Regions from separate parts of the Homo sapiens genome. Here region 2 is linked to region 1. Evidence: chromatin loops called from intact Hi-C (ENCODE). Cell type or tissue: mesothelial cell of epicardium. All regions are shown on one strand.

Region 1 (8,000 bases):
CCCCTTCCCCTTTGGCCTACCTGGGGATGTCCTCAGCTGTCTGCCTTTGCCTTTTTGTTGGCCCTTCCTGAAGTGCTGTAGACCTCAGTTCCACTTAGCCAACATTCATTCAGCATGCTGTGCGCACCAGACCTCACCGAGTTCAAAGGCCGAGTGAGGAGTGGAGATTAGAGAAGTAAAGAGAGGGCATGAGTACAGCTGGAGTACACATGCAAGCCTGCAACGGAGGTGCTTTAAACTTCAGTGGGCCCTTGAGACCCCCAGGCAGTCACCTACCACTCCTGAGTGTGCTCATGCCAAGTCTATAGTTCCGCTTTTCCTCCTTTCTTACCAAATCCCCAACAATCCTGCTTTCATCTTCCTCTAAGCTGTTGGCCTCATTTCCCACCTCATTGGGAACATCAAAACCATCCAGCAGGAACGTCCACTGGCTTCCACTCCCCCACCCCCCACCCCCACCCCCCGCTGTGCCTACCAGCACCCAGATCACGGACTCCGGTTGGCTATACCAGATGGCCTTTCCACGTTGCATCCACAGCAAATCTCTCCACTCGATCTCAGATCCCAGCGTCTCCCGCCCACTCAAGGGAGCCCTCTTGCAAATCTCCCTTCACTTTCCCTCCTTTCCACTCTCTACTGCCTCCTTCCCACTAGCTAATTAAAATGCTGTTGTTTTTCCCTTATTAAACAAACAAAATTCTTCTCTATCTCCCTTTTTTCAGCCAGCCATTGTCCCGTTTCCTTGTAGCACAACTTCTTAAAAGGATCAGAATCATCCATACGCCGTCTCCCCTGTCTACTCCCGCCACTCCCCTGCCCCCTCTGCCAGGCAGTTCTTTCCAGGGCCTCCAACAACACCATGTTGAAGGTCCGCTGTCAGTTCTCTGAGCTCCTCTCATGAGAACCATCATTTGATCTAGCTGATCCTTGCTAGTTCCTCTCCTTCTCCCTGACCTCTTATCCTTCGAGCGTCTTGGCTTCCATCCTGGTTCTCTTCTCCATCTACACTCATGCCCTCTGGTGATCTCCAGATAACCACCGGTATGCAGGTGGTTCCCATGGTTGTATCTCTAGCGCAGATCTTTCTCCCAGGTTCCAGGCTCATATCCAACTCTCTTCTCACTGTCTCCACTTTGAAGTCTGCCAGGCATGTCCAAGCCCGCAGCAGTGACTGTGGATGGAGGTCCCTTCCGGCCTGCACTCTGCCCCCGACCATGCTCCTCAAGGAGCTCCTGTTACAGCCCACTGGGCCACTCACCTCTTCCCGCACAGGCGAGCAGCTCCCCAGCCAGGAGCGTGGTCACAGCCCACGCAGTATCCACTTCTGACTATGAAAATCCTACCAGTCCCCAAGATCTGACTCAGATGTCTCTGTCTTCGTGGAGCCTTTGCCAGTCCTCTGATCTGGAATTAATTCCTTCCTCTTCTGGGCCTCTGGAGTTCTTCCTTTATATCTCTATTCTAGACATTAGCACTCTCGGTCTTCTATCATAGTCAGCAACATTCATTCCACAACAAATACTGTATGGGACCACTGAGAGCCAGACGCTCTTCTGGGTGCAGGGGAACCTTCAATGTACAAAAGAAATAAGATGTTCTGCTCTCAAGAAGGAATTGTTTGAGTAGAGGGAGAGCGACAATGAATATTAAATATATAAAGATATTATTACATAATGTCATATATTATTATAAAGATATGAATTATATAGTATGTTAGAAATATTTTGAAAATTATATTAGGTTGGTACAAAAGTAATTGCGGTTTTACTTTTGCACCAACCTAATAGATATAAATTATATAGTATGTTATAAAAATATTATCAAGATGTAAATTAAATTACTATAAAGATATACATTATATAGTATGTTAGAAAGTGACAAAAGCAAACAAAAAGGAAAAGTAAGCCCAAGGATGCACTTGTGTGAGCGTCAGTGGAAAGGGCGGGGTTGTCGGCTGCAGTATTAACAGAGATGGCTAGGTCAATGAGAAGGTGTCATTTGAACTGAGACCGTAAGGAAGCAAGAGGGTGAGCCAGGGGACCAAGGGGATACCTGGGGAGAGTAGCCCAGTGAGAGGAACAGCTGGAGCAAAGGCTGGAGTGGGAGCTGCCCTCACCTTGCAAACAGGGCCTCCCGACATTCATGCCCGGGGCCTTCCCCACCTGCCAAGACACCACCCCTGCCCTGCTTTACTACCCCCTGCTTCTCACAGTGACTCCTAAGAGGCAAGTCCTTCCCCCTCTTTTGAGCCTTCTTTATATCAAAGGCGGTAGATGCCACTTGTCTTGCCTTGCCTTTTGGAACAGTGCCTTGCACTGGTTCTGCTTGAGCTGCCCCTCCTCTGCCTCAGGTGCCATCCTTGGCCTTCCCGTGAACCATATTCTCTCAGTATTAAGTATTGCCTTTCATTTTCATGGCTTCAGCCTTGATTTAAGCCCACTTCTTGATGCCACTGGAGTCTACCTCTTTTAGAGACATCCATGGCTCCACACTGAGGCAGGCTGGGGGACCCCTTCCAGCGTGAGCAGCAGCAGCAGAGATCTCCACTGAAGGCCCCTGCTTGCCTTCTGCCCTCTAAACACCAGGGGCATGTCCACAAGGATGTCCTACAGGCCTTTCCAACGTGGAATGCCAAAACATAACGGTGTTCCCCACAAATCCTGCAGTTTTTCCAGTGTTTTCTAGCTCCATGTGTTAGATCAGCTTCCATTTCACTATTCAATTTGGGAACCTTGGAATTCTCTGTGGGTGCCTCCTGTCCCGTACTTCCACTTCCGATCACTGACCTACTCTTGTGGCTTTTGTCCCCTCATTTCTGTAATCCCGGCCCCAGTGTGCATCCCCATCGTTTTACACACATCCTGGCTGATTAGTTCACTGCCTCCTGTCTCTCCTCTTTGCAACTAAGCCCACAAACTCTGGGAAGATCTGATTATGCTTTGTTCAACAACCCTCAACAGATCATGATGGAATCCTGCTTCTATCCCAGTGCATTAAGGCCTTTCTGGACACGGATGACCTGCACTTCCTCCCAGCTTCCTTGAGGTGCAAAAGGGATGGTGTCACCATTGTTTTCTGGTTTTCATCCAAGTTGATGTGAAGACATTTGCTGGCTCTCTCAGGATATGGTAATCACCATGATGCCCCAAATGAGCTTTCTAACAAATGTGAGGAATCTCAGCTGCCCTTCACTGCCTTAGCACAATCAATTGAGTTCAAGTCAAGCACACACTAAGTAAAAATGGCCTACGTTCTTTCCTTGGCTGGGTTATGAGTTGAGAGCATTGAGAGGCCATTTACTTTATTTGGAAGGCTGATGTCTGGAGGAGAAGAATCTAACATCAATGACTAGAGACCCTTCAGATTGATTTATAATCTGACTGGTCCTTCCCTTTCTCATACCTAAAAAAATTACCAATTTGCCCCTTGTAGACAGTGTTCGTCCATCCCTATGTCCGTCACCTTTCATAAGCAAGAGTCAATGATTGTCTCCATTTTGAAGGGAAAACCGAGAGATTTGTTCTGTGCTTTATCCTACTGCATTTCAGAGAGAGAGAGAAAAAAAATGGTTCTTCCAAAAAATCAAAAGCAGTTCCAATACGGAGATGGTAAGATCATTAGAATTTAGAATACCAAGATTTGTCAGAAATGGACTCACTTATCATAAATGCTTTGAAATTGAGGAAAGTTCAAAGAAACAAAATCTGGAGCCAATCCAAACATCGCTGGGTCTCTCCAATTCCCTGGCTCCCTGGTTCTTTCCAGTGTCCATATGCGAACATGCCCTGCATCTGGAGCTCTGTCCTAAGCTCTGTGGAAAATGTCAGGTTATTAGATGTGACAAAATGCTCTCGTGGATCACCCAGCTGCAGCTAGTCGGGTAAAACTTCCTTTTGCTTCCCCTGACTCCCAAATGAGATGGTGTCCTTTGCTCCCTTCATCCATATTCCGATACACAGATTAGCTAGAGATGAGAAATTCCTGAAGAAAGAAGGAAATAATAAGTTTTAAACTGGGCCTCTTTGCATCTTAAAAAGAAATCAAAGATAGCCTCTTTGCAAAGCTCCGTCTTTTTAGACGTTGACCCCCGAAGTGTATTGCTGTTGCTGCAGCACACTGGAACGTTTCAGATGCCTCTAATTCCCAGGATCTGGTCTCCTGCCAGAGCTGCAGAGTGATATGAATAATTTCTGGGCTCCCTTCCCCAGGATGGATGTGTTTCTGGGATTTTTTTGGCAGACATGCCATCGGAGTCTATCTCTCTTAGAGAAGTCAGCGGCTTTGCACTCTGAAGCAGGATCGGAGACTCCTTTCGGGATGAGCAGCAGTGGGGCAGAGATCTCCACTGAAGGCAACTCTTTCCATTTTTCAGCAGTCTTGTTGTGAGAAAAATATGCCAGTTCCCAGGGGCAAAGATTCCTAAAAGATACACCAGGGATGCAACCGCTGTACGTTGTGCCTGATTTTAATGTAATGTAGCAAGTGTGAATCTCAGTCCCTAACTTTAGGTATGCAAGAAATAGAATTTGCTTTACTTTCCTAAACTCAAGTTCATTTTTATTTTGAGTTCCCACCACCCACCATAATATCAGTCATTTCGGGGGTTCCCTCACCGATGTTGTACAATGGTTCTGGGATCCCATGGTGGAAGCCATCTGATCTTCATCCCGAGCCACACAGGGACTTTGGGCCCTATGGCTGTCTCTGAGCCAAGACTCTGCACAAGGCTGCCCCTGGCACTGTCTGCCTCAAGCCCACACAGTCACTCCTCCTTGGGGACTCACTGCCCCCAGCAGCCCTTTTGGGAAGCTGAGACTGGATACCCACTGCCCTCTCTTCCTCCTCGTCCTGTGTGGCTCCTCTCCTAGTGGTAACCTTTCCCCAGCCTAGGGGGGCTCTGTTTTAATTCTGGGGAAAATCTTCCTCCCTTGTGCTTTTTTCATACCACTCTGTCCCTGCCGCATGGCTCACTGGAATGTCACCTTCTCAAAGAGGCCTTTTCTCACCACCTCTATGCAGATACACTCTGCACACTACCCCACCCGGGCCCAGAGCTCCTTATAGCCCACACCCTGCTTTATTTATCTCCATGGCACTCTCCATCACCTGACACACAATCTATTTATTTGGTAATTTATTTATGATGTGCCTCCCCTCATCAGAATATAAGTAATGTGATAGTAAGGGCTTTATCTCTTATATCCCAAGGGCCTACAGCAATGCTGGGCTTATAGTGTCGGTTCCGTAAATATTTGCAGAATGAAGGAATGAATGGATTTGGGCGTGTGTCTAGCTGTGCCAGACATTGTGCTAGGCACCAACATTCATCCAACTGGGAGCAAGGCCATGAGTGAGTGAGGCTGCAGCCCTGAGCTTGGCTGAGTGGTGACTGGGACTCAGAAGTCCAGGAGGCCACAGTAGTGTGTGCGTGTAGTTGGTGTATTAGTCTGTTCTCACGCTAATAAAGACATACATGATACTGGGTAATTTATTTAAAAAAAAGAGATTTAATTAACTCACAGCTCCACGTGGCTGGGGAGGCCTCAAAATCATGGTGGAAAGCCAAAGGCACATCTTACATGGCGCAGACGAGAGAGAATGAAAACCAAGCAAAAGGGGAGACCACTTATGAAATCACCACATCTGGTGAGACTTATTCACTAACACGAGAACAGTATGGGGAAAACCGCCCCCCAGGATTAAATTATCTCCCACAACTCCCTCCCACAACACGTGCAATTTTTGGGAACTACAATTTAAGATGAGACTTGGATGGAGACACAGCCAAACCATATCAGTTGGGGAGGGAGTAGTGGGAGTACTGGGTCCAAGAGAGGGAGCCCTGCAGCCTCCAGGACCAGCTGTGATAGTGGCCGAGGCTGACCATGGCGTGTGGCTTGGAGGCTGAGCAGCCAAAGGTGAATGACTGTTACCCTGAGGAATCAGGGTGCAGCATCCAGGCCAGACACAGCGCATTCAGACGGTGCGGGACTCTCATGTAGAACAGACTCACGATGATGAGGTACTGGCCTGGGAGCTGATCAGGACACAGCTGTAAACACACAGAACTTTGTAAAGCATGCTTTCTCAGCAAGTCTCTTCCACAAACAGATACAGACCCTGTTATTAGTGCTGGGCCTACGGCAAAGAAAGAAACAGATAAACCCTATGCTCACAGAGCTCGCATTATAGTGGGCAGAGACAGGCACTATACAAAACTAACAGGGGTATGCTAGAGAGTGAGGGCTAAGGAGAAAAAATGTGGCATGGGAGGAACGAGATAGCAGGTGAATGGGGACCAGGCGGAGCTCTCTGGGCAGCACCGAGGTAGGACTGGGGGAGAGCAGCGATGCACTACAGAGCTTCCAGGCACGTCCAAGAGGCACACAGGTGGGACGCAGCTGGTGTGTGCAAGGAGCTTGCATGGCCAACCTGGAAGTGAGCAAACACATCAACAACAGAGATCCACGTAGCCTGTGATGGGGCCAGCACTGTTCTGGGCACTTGGGATATGTTCACAAAGAAAGTAGACAAGAACCCCTGCCCCAGTGGAACCTGCCGTAAACAACAAGCCATTCTCGTAACATAGGGTCACACAGGAAGGTAGGACATGGTGAGTGCTATGAGGAAAGAAAGGCCAGGGAAGGGCATTAGACATCCAGGATGGTCAGCGCATGTGACCTGGGACAGTAGGAGCCGTTAGCATGGAGGGAGGAAGTGAAAGCCATGTGCTAATGAATGTATTCGCCAACGGCTTACAGGTAGGTGGTGAGGGCTGAACGCGGGCACGAGAGCCTGGGGAGGCCATGGTCAAGTGCAGCTTCTAGGAAGATGAGGCCCAGCATTTCCACTGGCTTTAGCAGCATGGATGTCACTGCTGACCAGCAAGACAGCTTTTGCAGAAGGCGGGGACAAAGCTTGCTGAGAATACTGTCAAGAAAACAGAGGGAAGGGAGAAAGGAGACAGCAGCATGAACCTCTTTCTCAAGTGACTTTGCCATAGGAAAAAAAAAAAAAAAAGACAGAGAGAAATGCCCTGATAGTTGGATGGGAAGGGGGTCAAGGTCAAGACAAATTCTTTTTTCTTTCCTTCCTCCCTTCCTTCCTTCCTTTCTCTCTTTCTTTTTCTCTTTCTTTCTTCTTTCTTTATTGAGACAGGGTCTCACTGTCACCCAGGCTGCAGTGCAGTGGTATAATCACGATTCACTGCAGCCTCTACCTACTGGGCTCAAGTGATCCTCCCACCTCAACCTCCGGAGTAGCTGGGACTACAGGTGTGTGCCACAACACCCAGCTAATTTTCTTATTTTTGTTGTTTTTGTTGAGATGCAGTCTAGCTATGTTGCCCAGGCTGGTCTCAAACTCCTGGGCTCAAGAGATTGTTCCATCTCTGCCTCCTGAAGTTCTGGCATTATAGGCATGAGCCACCGCCCCCAGCCTTTCTCTTTTCCCCAGTGGCAGGAATACAGCATGCTTATGTGCTGATGGGAAGATCTGGTAAAAACTGGAAAATCAAGGATGCAGGAGAGTAAGGGGATAAACGCCAAACAGGTATTTCTTGGGTAGGCAAGAGGGCTGTGCTCCCATGCACAGTGGAGGGCTGGCCTCAGGAAGGAGCAGGGCTGCTCACCTGGAGGGACCCCAGGGAAGGCTGAGCAGCGGTCCAGGTGCAGGCATGTGTGCCTCTGTGGTGGGGCCTGGTGCAGCTTCTCTTTTGAGGGCCTTGGGTTTTGTGATGACTTAGGAAGCAAGGTCTCATCTGAGAATGGGAACTGGGGAACAGGTGTTGGAGACTTGCAGAGAAAGGAGGAAGTGAAATGGTCTTGGAAAGTGGGAGAGGACAGACGGCTGCCAGGAAACAGTGAGAACCTATTTGTGGTTTGTGGTCACGAATTTAAAGTCATACCACTCAGCACAGTTCTGAGGTTTTTCTCCGACCACATTTTCACATGAATTCGGGCATGAGGTAGGTGGAAAGTCAGAGTTAAGCAGGGGTGATG
Region 2 (8,000 bases), 280 kb before region 1:
ATTTTTGTGCCTCAGCCTCCTGAGTAGCTGGGATTACAGCATGCACCACCATGTCCGGCTAATTTTTGTATCTTTAGTAGAGACAGGGTTTCACTATGCTGGCCAGCCTGGTCTCAAACTCCTTACCTCAGGTGATCTGCCCGCCTCGGCCTCCCAGAGTGCTCAGATTACAGACGTGAGCCACTGGTGCCTGGCCTAGACTCACTTTCAAGTGGCATAGACTTGTAAAATTATTTAAAGGTGATAGGTCTACAATGATCCTGTCAATTAGTATTGACACTATTATTAATAAACTGTTATTAATTATATTTACTTACTTTAAATTAATCCAAACTAATTAACGGAACACTAAAGAGTTTCTATGTTTTATTCCCAGAGGTGGAGAAAAATGAAAGGGAATATAGCAACGAATTCTTTTCTCCATAAAAACATGAATAGTGCAGCACATCAAGTTGAACATACCACAGCAAATTGTTGCAAGATCTGCTGAGTAGCTCCTATTTAGACCTCAAGGAATGAGACTCAAAATGGGTTCATCAGTTCTGTTTTGCAGAAAAAATAGCGCAAAATTTCTCAAAAGAAAATCCAGAATAATAATAATTTGTCAATAGGAAAGACATTTCCACTGGGGGTTAAGAAGGAAGACATTGGAACAATGATAGCCACCACTTATTGAATGCTTACTGTGAGCCAGGTGGCACTTCACCTTGTTTCATTCTCACAACAGTCTAGGGAAGTAATTACTAATGTCTCCATCCACCTCTTGTAGATGAGCAAACTGAGGCTCATTGAGGCTAGGAAATGCACCCACACTCACATAGCCCATAAGAGGCAGCCATGGCATTGGGCCCAGACCATGTGAACTTCAAAGACTACACGAGCAGCCACTGGGCAGCTGTCATGGCTAAAGCCACTTGAATTCAGCCCAGCAGCAACCCCCTCTCCAGGAGGGGCACATAAGCTTGCAGCTTTGGGTAGAAGCTGCACTTGAAGTCCTGGATGGCGAGAGGGACTGGCTTGAGCCAGAGCCAGGAACAAGGCTCTGAGAATATTCTGGAAATCCACAGGAGGAACCCATTTTCTTACAGCTGGGAGAATTTCATTCAACTCCAGGCTGACCATGTTTTATTAGGAACGAAGGTGACTTGAACTAATAGTCAGGAATGGTTGAATACGGACCCAATGTCAAATCACTAGGCAGTTCACATTTCTAATGAGCAAATCCCTTAGACAATTAAGAATTTTTTTCCTTTTGCATAACCCAGACAAAATCGCTACTTAAAAACAAACCAAAGACCCGAAACATGAGAAAGAGAAGGAAGCAGGGGAAATCTTTGGTACTAATAAGTTTTTAAACAATAAGAGCACCAGATATTTTACCCCATCAGACACAGAATGTTATTCGAATAACCAAAAAAGGAATTTTTTCTCTAAGTTTCTTGAACTGGAAAATGAATCATATTTTCTCAGTCCTGAGGCTGCAATTTTGTGCCTCTAGTAACATATAAGAATAGATGTGATGCCAGTGCCCAGTAGCTGCTGCAATTGTTACTTGGGGACCTGTTTATTCACTAAGCACTTCACCCCAGTGATAAATTTGTAGGGGCCTCCTGCCCTTTGGAGCTCCTACCGTGTCCATTAGATCAGTGGAAATTCTGGGATTCAGAGCACTTTGCAAGGTCAGCAGGGGTCTGCTCTTTCTGTCCTGTTCCTGGTTTTTGGTTGTGCCTGGATTCCAGGGTAGGTTTCTCATCTGTTACCTTCATAGACTTCTCCAGAAAAGGATCTTTTGACCATCAGAGGACCACGAAGATTCCATTGGTGAGGCGCAGATAACCTGATCTCTCTGGGTTCTCTGCAGGGCACAGATGAAGGGCTGGCCATTCCCAAGTTCTCAGTGGTACCACTGAGGCATGAGACCCTAATGGTTTGCATGAGCAGTTTGAAAATTGCATCTTTGTTTTTACCTATATAATCACATGAAACCCGTGGTTCTCAAACGTCAGCAGGCATCAGCATCACATGGAGGGCTTGTTAAAACAGATTTCTGGGCCCCAACACAGAGTTTTAAATTCTGAAGGCCTGAGGTGGGTGTGAACATTTGCATTTCTAACATGTTCTCGATGCTGCTGCCGCCTCTGGTCCCGAGAGCATGCCTGGAGAACTGCCACCTTCGACCATGGACTGTGAGAATTCACATGGACCTCAGAATTATAATCAGTCTCTCAGTTTTACAGATAAGGAAACTAAATCCAGAGAGATTGTTTTGCCAATGGTGAACAGCTGGTTAAAGTCAGGATGGAGACTTTAATCCTAGTCAAGTGACCTTTCCTCTGTATTTATTTCCCTCCCTTTTTATGCCTCTCAAGTCTAGTTACACTGTTTTTCATGGATGGGCATATTTATTGTCCTGATCTGGACTGCAGACTTCTCAGGAGGACACCTATGATTTAATTTAGTATAGTTGAAGAGTTAACAGACATGGCTTTGGAGACAGACTGATTATGGTGTGAATCCCGGCTTTGCCACTCCCTAGCTGGATGACCCTGAGCAAGTTATTCAGCTTCTCCAAGCCTGAGTTCCTTATTGGAAACATGAGAGCAATTGTGATAGGCAGAATAATGGCCCCCTCACCAATCATGCCCACATCCTAATCCTAGGAACCTGTGAATATGTTATGTTACATGGCAAGGGGAAATTCAGGCAGCTAGCCAGTTGGCCTTAAAATAAAGAGATTATCCTGGATGATCTGGGTAGGACCTGATGTAACCACAAGGGTCTTTTTAATGTGGAAGAAGGAGGCATAAGAGTAGATGTCAGAGTCATTCAAAATAAGAAAGATTTGATGGGCCATCCCTGACTTTCAGGTTGGAAGGAGGTTCTGAGTCAAGGAATACAGGTGACCTCTAGAAGCTGGAGAAGGCAAGGAAATGGTTTCTCCCCTAGAAGTTCCAGAAGGATTGCAGCCCTGCTAATATCTTGACTTTATAGCCCTTTGAGATTTATTTTGGATTTCTGACATCCTGAACCATAGTAAAAGGGTGTTTTTTGTTTTTTTGAGACAGAGTCTTGCTCTGTTGCCTGGGCTGGAGTGCAGTGGTGTGATCTTGGCTCGCTGCAACCTCCGCCTCCCAGGTTCAAGTGATTCTCCTGCCTCAGCCTCCTGAGTAGCTGGGATTACAGGTGCTTGCCACCACACCTGGCTATTTTTTGTGTTTTTAGTAGAGACAGGGTTTCACCATGTTGGCCAGGCTGGTCTTGAACTCCTGACCTTGTGATCTGCCTGCCTCAGCCTCCCAAATTGCTGGGATTACAAGGCGTGTTGTTTTAAGCCACTCAGTTTGTGGCCACTTGTTACAGCAGCAAGAGGAAACTCATACAGTTATCATGTGAACTCACAGGAATATGGTGAGTTAAAAAGAGAGGAAGGGTGCAAAACATCCACGGTAGAGTGAGAACTCTCCAGGGAGTGAGGACTGTGCCCAGCATACAGTGATCACCCTCTTAGTAAGCTAAGTTTCTGAGCACCAGCTTTTTTGAGTTGACTTTGTTGTCTTTAACATTTGAAGATCACCCTTCTTTGCTCAGCCTGGCTTGCAGACCTGGGCTGATTTGTGGATCTGATAGAAAAGTTTCCTTAGTTGGGCTCTTCTCCCCGACCACCCCCATGCCAGTGTGGCCACATCCTCTGTCTGCATTGCTCACTCTTCAATTCCAAGAAGCGCAGGGGCACCGCCAGGAACAGGAACCCTGCCAGAGGAATACATCAAGAAACCAAGTCTCCCTTACGCATCACCGTAGGAACAGAGTTAATGGATTATGAACATGTGTTTGCTTTATACCATTGTTTGTTTCCCAGGTGGCAGCTGGCTGCCCCATCTTATTGGGTAGATGTAAGTGGAATTACGAATGGGATTTATGTTTCATGCACGATGGTGATTATTAACTTCAACTTTCAGGTAATTTTCAGACCACATTGCACTAACTTGGTCTCTGATTGTTTTTCTCCTTGTTTGTTTATTCTGCAGCCAGAACTGTGTAGATGCGTACCCCACTTTCCTCGCTGTGCTCTGGTCTGCGGGGCTACTTTGCAGCCAAGGTAACTCAGACTTCCCTTTGTTCATTCTCCTTCTATAAAGTGCATCTCAAGGAGGTTCAAAGGGCAGGCTTTTTGTTGAAAGGACTTTGCCTGACCTCTGGCTCCCATCTGTGAAGCCCTGGAGAGGTGAGAGCCCTCGGGAGGCCGTGTTTCAGGCATGCTCTGCACCCGTGCAGAGCGCGTGTGATAATGCATTGCTAATGCTTGCTCCCTGGTGGCTGGCTGAGAGCTGCTGTGCTGACAAGGGTGGTTTAAGGCTAAATGTGACTCAGAATCCTTAAGCAGTGTTAGTTCAGATACAAGGGCATTATAAATGAGAGTGCCTGAGGGATCTATTTTGGGACCGCTGTCACTTGGCTCTTCTGCTAATAAGCTTCCAGTGTGGTGGCCCTCCTTCAGGCATGTTTCCACTGAGCCACGGGCTGGATGCCACATCCCCGGCCTTCCCACAGTTATCAGCAGCCCACAGGCTTGACTTGAGCAAGTTGGAAAGACAAATCAACTTCCAGAGTTGATTTAACATTGAGTGGAAATCAGTCATACTTTTGGTCCCCTTTCGGGGCCACGCCTGGCACTGTGCCTGGTGGCAGATCGGCATGAACTGGCCAGCTTCTGTGGCCCTGGAGGGCACAGGCAGAAAGGCCACACTCAGTCCCATGATGAACTGTTTAAGACTTATTGTTGTCTCCCCGCTCTGTAAAGTAGATAGAGTGGATTTTATGTCCCTTATTACCTTTCAGGATACTTTGACTCAGGGAGATAAAGTAACTTGGGTACAGCTACTCAGCTGGTGAAGAACACAGGCAGAATGAGTGCCTGGGTCTTTTGACTTAAAATTCTGGATTTTTCACAAAGATCCTCTTACTTTATTCATTTACATAATAAATATATATTGAAGAGCTACTCTGTGCCAAGCCCTGTGCCTAGATATACAGTGATAAATAAAGAGTAGCTTCTAGAGGTCACCTGGCGGTGAGGCACAGGCCAGCTGGCAAGATGGACCACAGAAGTCAGTGAATGAAGACAATGACAAGGGTGGGAAGCGCCATATGGGAAGAGAACCAAGTTCAGTGATAGAGAGCAGAGGTGAGGCGGCAGCAGAAACCACTTAAGGGACACCACGTGGCACTCCTTCTGTGCTGAGAAGGCTGTCAGTAAGCTCACCATTTATTTCCTATTTTCTCTCCTGAGTTAAATAGGAAACATGTCTCGCATTACTTGAAAAATCAAGTCAAACTATGCTCTTACTAGGAGTTATGGTTCTTTTTATGTCTTAGATGATGCTTGATCTAGATGAATGCGGACTTGCTGTAGCTAGATAAATACAATGGGAGTTTGAAGGTGTTTCGTAGCCCTGGAAATAGGTATTTCCTGTCAAAACAAGCTTTGTCATTGCCAGCAGACAAAAGCATCAGTAACCTTGGTTGATAATCGTCATTTCTTAGGAATAAAGTAGACTGTAGAATTTTTTTTAGCAGAAAGGAAACCCAAAGATAATTCTAGTGCAAATCCCTCACTTTATAGAGCAGAAGCTCAAGTCCCAGAGGAACAAGTGGCTTGAACGAACATCAGAATTTTAGGGGCTGGATTTGTACCCTCCTGGTGCCAGCAGCCCACTTCCCTGCAGGAGGCACTCACCTTCCTTGCACAGGGGTATGAGTGTGGCCATTTTCCACCCATAATCTCTGTTAGCTCATGTTCAATTGGGTTCCCATTGAAAGAAAAATGGACCAGTAAGTTGGAGCAGAATCATTCAGATGGTATAACATAAGGAAAAACTTTGCCCAAGGCAAATCGTGATTGTGACAGCTTTGTGATTTTTAGAGAATAGCATGGGCCAGGCACAGTGGCTCATGCCTGTAATCCCAGCACTTTGGGAGGCCGAGGCAGGCAGGTCACTTGAGGTTGGGAGTTCGACAACAGCCTGACCAACATGGAGAAACCCTGTCTCTACTAAAAATACAAAATTAGCTGGGCGTGGTGGTGCATGCCTGTAATGCCAGCTACTCGGGAGGCTGAGGCAGGAGAATCACTTAAACCTGGGAGGCGGAGGTTGCGGTGAACCAAGATAGCACCATTGCACTCCAGCCTGGGCAACAAGAGTGAAACTCCGTCTCAAAAAGAGTTCACAGTTTCTCTTTTGCTTTGATTTTCTTATCTGCCGGATAACAATAGTATTTTGGAAGGCAGGAGGAATTGTGGAAAGAAATGGGTTTTGGGGAGTGGCTGATTGGAGGCAAATCCAAGGACACTCATTGCTGGTGTGTGACTCCAGGCAGTTACTCAGCTTTTCCAAGCCTCAGTTTCCTTATTGTAAAACAGGACCATGGTCTAGCTAGTAGCATTCCTATGGTGAGTGAAATAATATGTATAAAGCTCCTGACACAGTGCTTGGCATATATCAGATTGAGCCATGTAAAACTGCCAATATCTGGCTATTTATGACCTACAAAAATAGCATTTCATATGATTCCACCTAACATCTGAAGCGCAATAAATGTTATTATTGATAATGCAGGTGGTGGTGATAAAGTTTTGAAATCAGAAAGACCTGGCTTCAAATTCCACGCCTTCACTGGCCTGACTTATTTTCATTCATTTGACAAATATTATTTTGAACACCCCTATGTGCCAGGCACTATGCCAGGCTCAGAGATGATCTAGGAAAAAGACAGATGTCCTCATCTGTCTTAGGCTCTTGTGGCCTAAGCCTAAATTTCCTCGTCTGTCAAATGGTGACAGTAACACACTCCTTACCAGAGAGCTGGGAGGATTGGAGACTCAAGTTCCCAAAACGCCAGGAGCACTGCGGCAGGTGAAAAGTATTCCCTCAATGGCGGAAGTGTTTAAATTGCTTTTATATCTGTAGCTCTAGATAACACTAGTTCCAGCTTAGTTAACTCCCAGCTCCAAGCCTTCAGGACTTCATAGAGTTATTGGGGTGCTGCTCTTGGCAGTTTCCCAAAAAGCTAGAATGCAGAGGGAATCTCCTTCCCAAAAAGCTAGAATGCAGAGGGAATCTCCTTCCCAAAAGGCTAGAACGCAGAGGGAATCTCCTTCCCAAAAGGCTAGAACGCAGAGGGAATCTCCTTCCCAAAAGGCTAGAATGCAGAGGGAATGTCCTTCTCTTCTAAATGGTAGCTGTTAGTTCAAGAAAGGTTAAACATTGTGCTGTGGGGAGGCTCAGGGGTGAAGGGTGTACTTTTAAGAGAACCAGTTTCAGAGCTGGGTTTGGGGTTTAAGCCCTACCCTCTGCCCCCTTTTACGAGCTGACAGCCTTATGCAAGCCTGGTTGACCACCTGAACCCACGTTTCCACATCTGGAAATAGAAATGTGGGTACTAGTTATGTTGAAAGGACTCAGGTTAGATGATAGATATGCAAATACCTTGGAAACCAGGAGTGTCCAGTCTTTTGGGTTCCCTGAGCCACACTGGAAGAAGAGTTGTCTTGGGCCACACATAGAATACACTAACCCTATCAATAGCTGATGAGCTAAAGAAAAAACGTTGCAAAAAAAATCTCATATTTTTAAGAAAGTTTATGAATTTGTGTTGGGCTGTATTCAAAGCCATCCTGGGCCACGTGCGACCCGCAGGCTCCGGGTTGGACAAGTTTGTTGTAAACAATGCCATGATGCCGGCATAAGGTCGTTACCAGTATTAGGAAGGTTCTCAGGTTTCCTCTAGCCCTTGGGCTCTTTTCCTGAAGTGCGTGTGTCTTCTGCTAGATTTTGTGACCAATGTTGATTGCCTAATTGGGCTAACAGCATGTTTTGGTGGCTACGAAACTGACACAGGTGTTTTCATTTCTCCACTTAGTTCCTGCTGCGTTTGCTGGACTGATGTACTTGTTTGTGAGGCAAAAGTACTTTGTCGGTTACCTAGGAGAGAGAACGCAG

What was found. Hi-C counts contacts between places; a loop is a spot of excess contacts. Peaks named below come from ENCODE experiments on the same cell type or tissue, not always from the same donor. Only the 100,000 strongest peaks of a DNase experiment are listed, where the experiment ranks them.
Region 2: it touches region 1 in a loop (15-fold over the local background); 3 of 110 quality-filtered maps call a loop at or near these places.

What each region holds. Positions count from the first base shown.
Region 1 is chr13:31,031,562-31,039,561 of GRCh38, forward strand. No RefSeq gene overlaps it. Among named protein-coding and RNA genes, the nearest start is that of LINC01066, 39 kb to the left of the region's middle. RefSeq lists an enhancer at 7,798-7,897. In mesothelial cell of epicardium, no CTCF peak of the experiment used is centred here; a DNase peak (open chromatin) is centred at 4,200.
Region 2 is chr13:30,748,024-30,756,023 of GRCh38, forward strand. It overlaps ALOX5AP (arachidonate 5-lipoxygenase activating protein), which reads left to right. Exons shown (of 5, transcript NM_001629.4): 3 at 4,029-4,099; 4 at 7,921-8,000. It overlaps LOC124903146 (a long non-coding RNA gene), which reads right to left and starts at 7,576. Exons shown (of 3, transcript XR_007063743.1): 1 at 7,488-7,576. In mesothelial cell of epicardium, no CTCF peak of the experiment used is centred here; no DNase peak of the experiment used is centred here.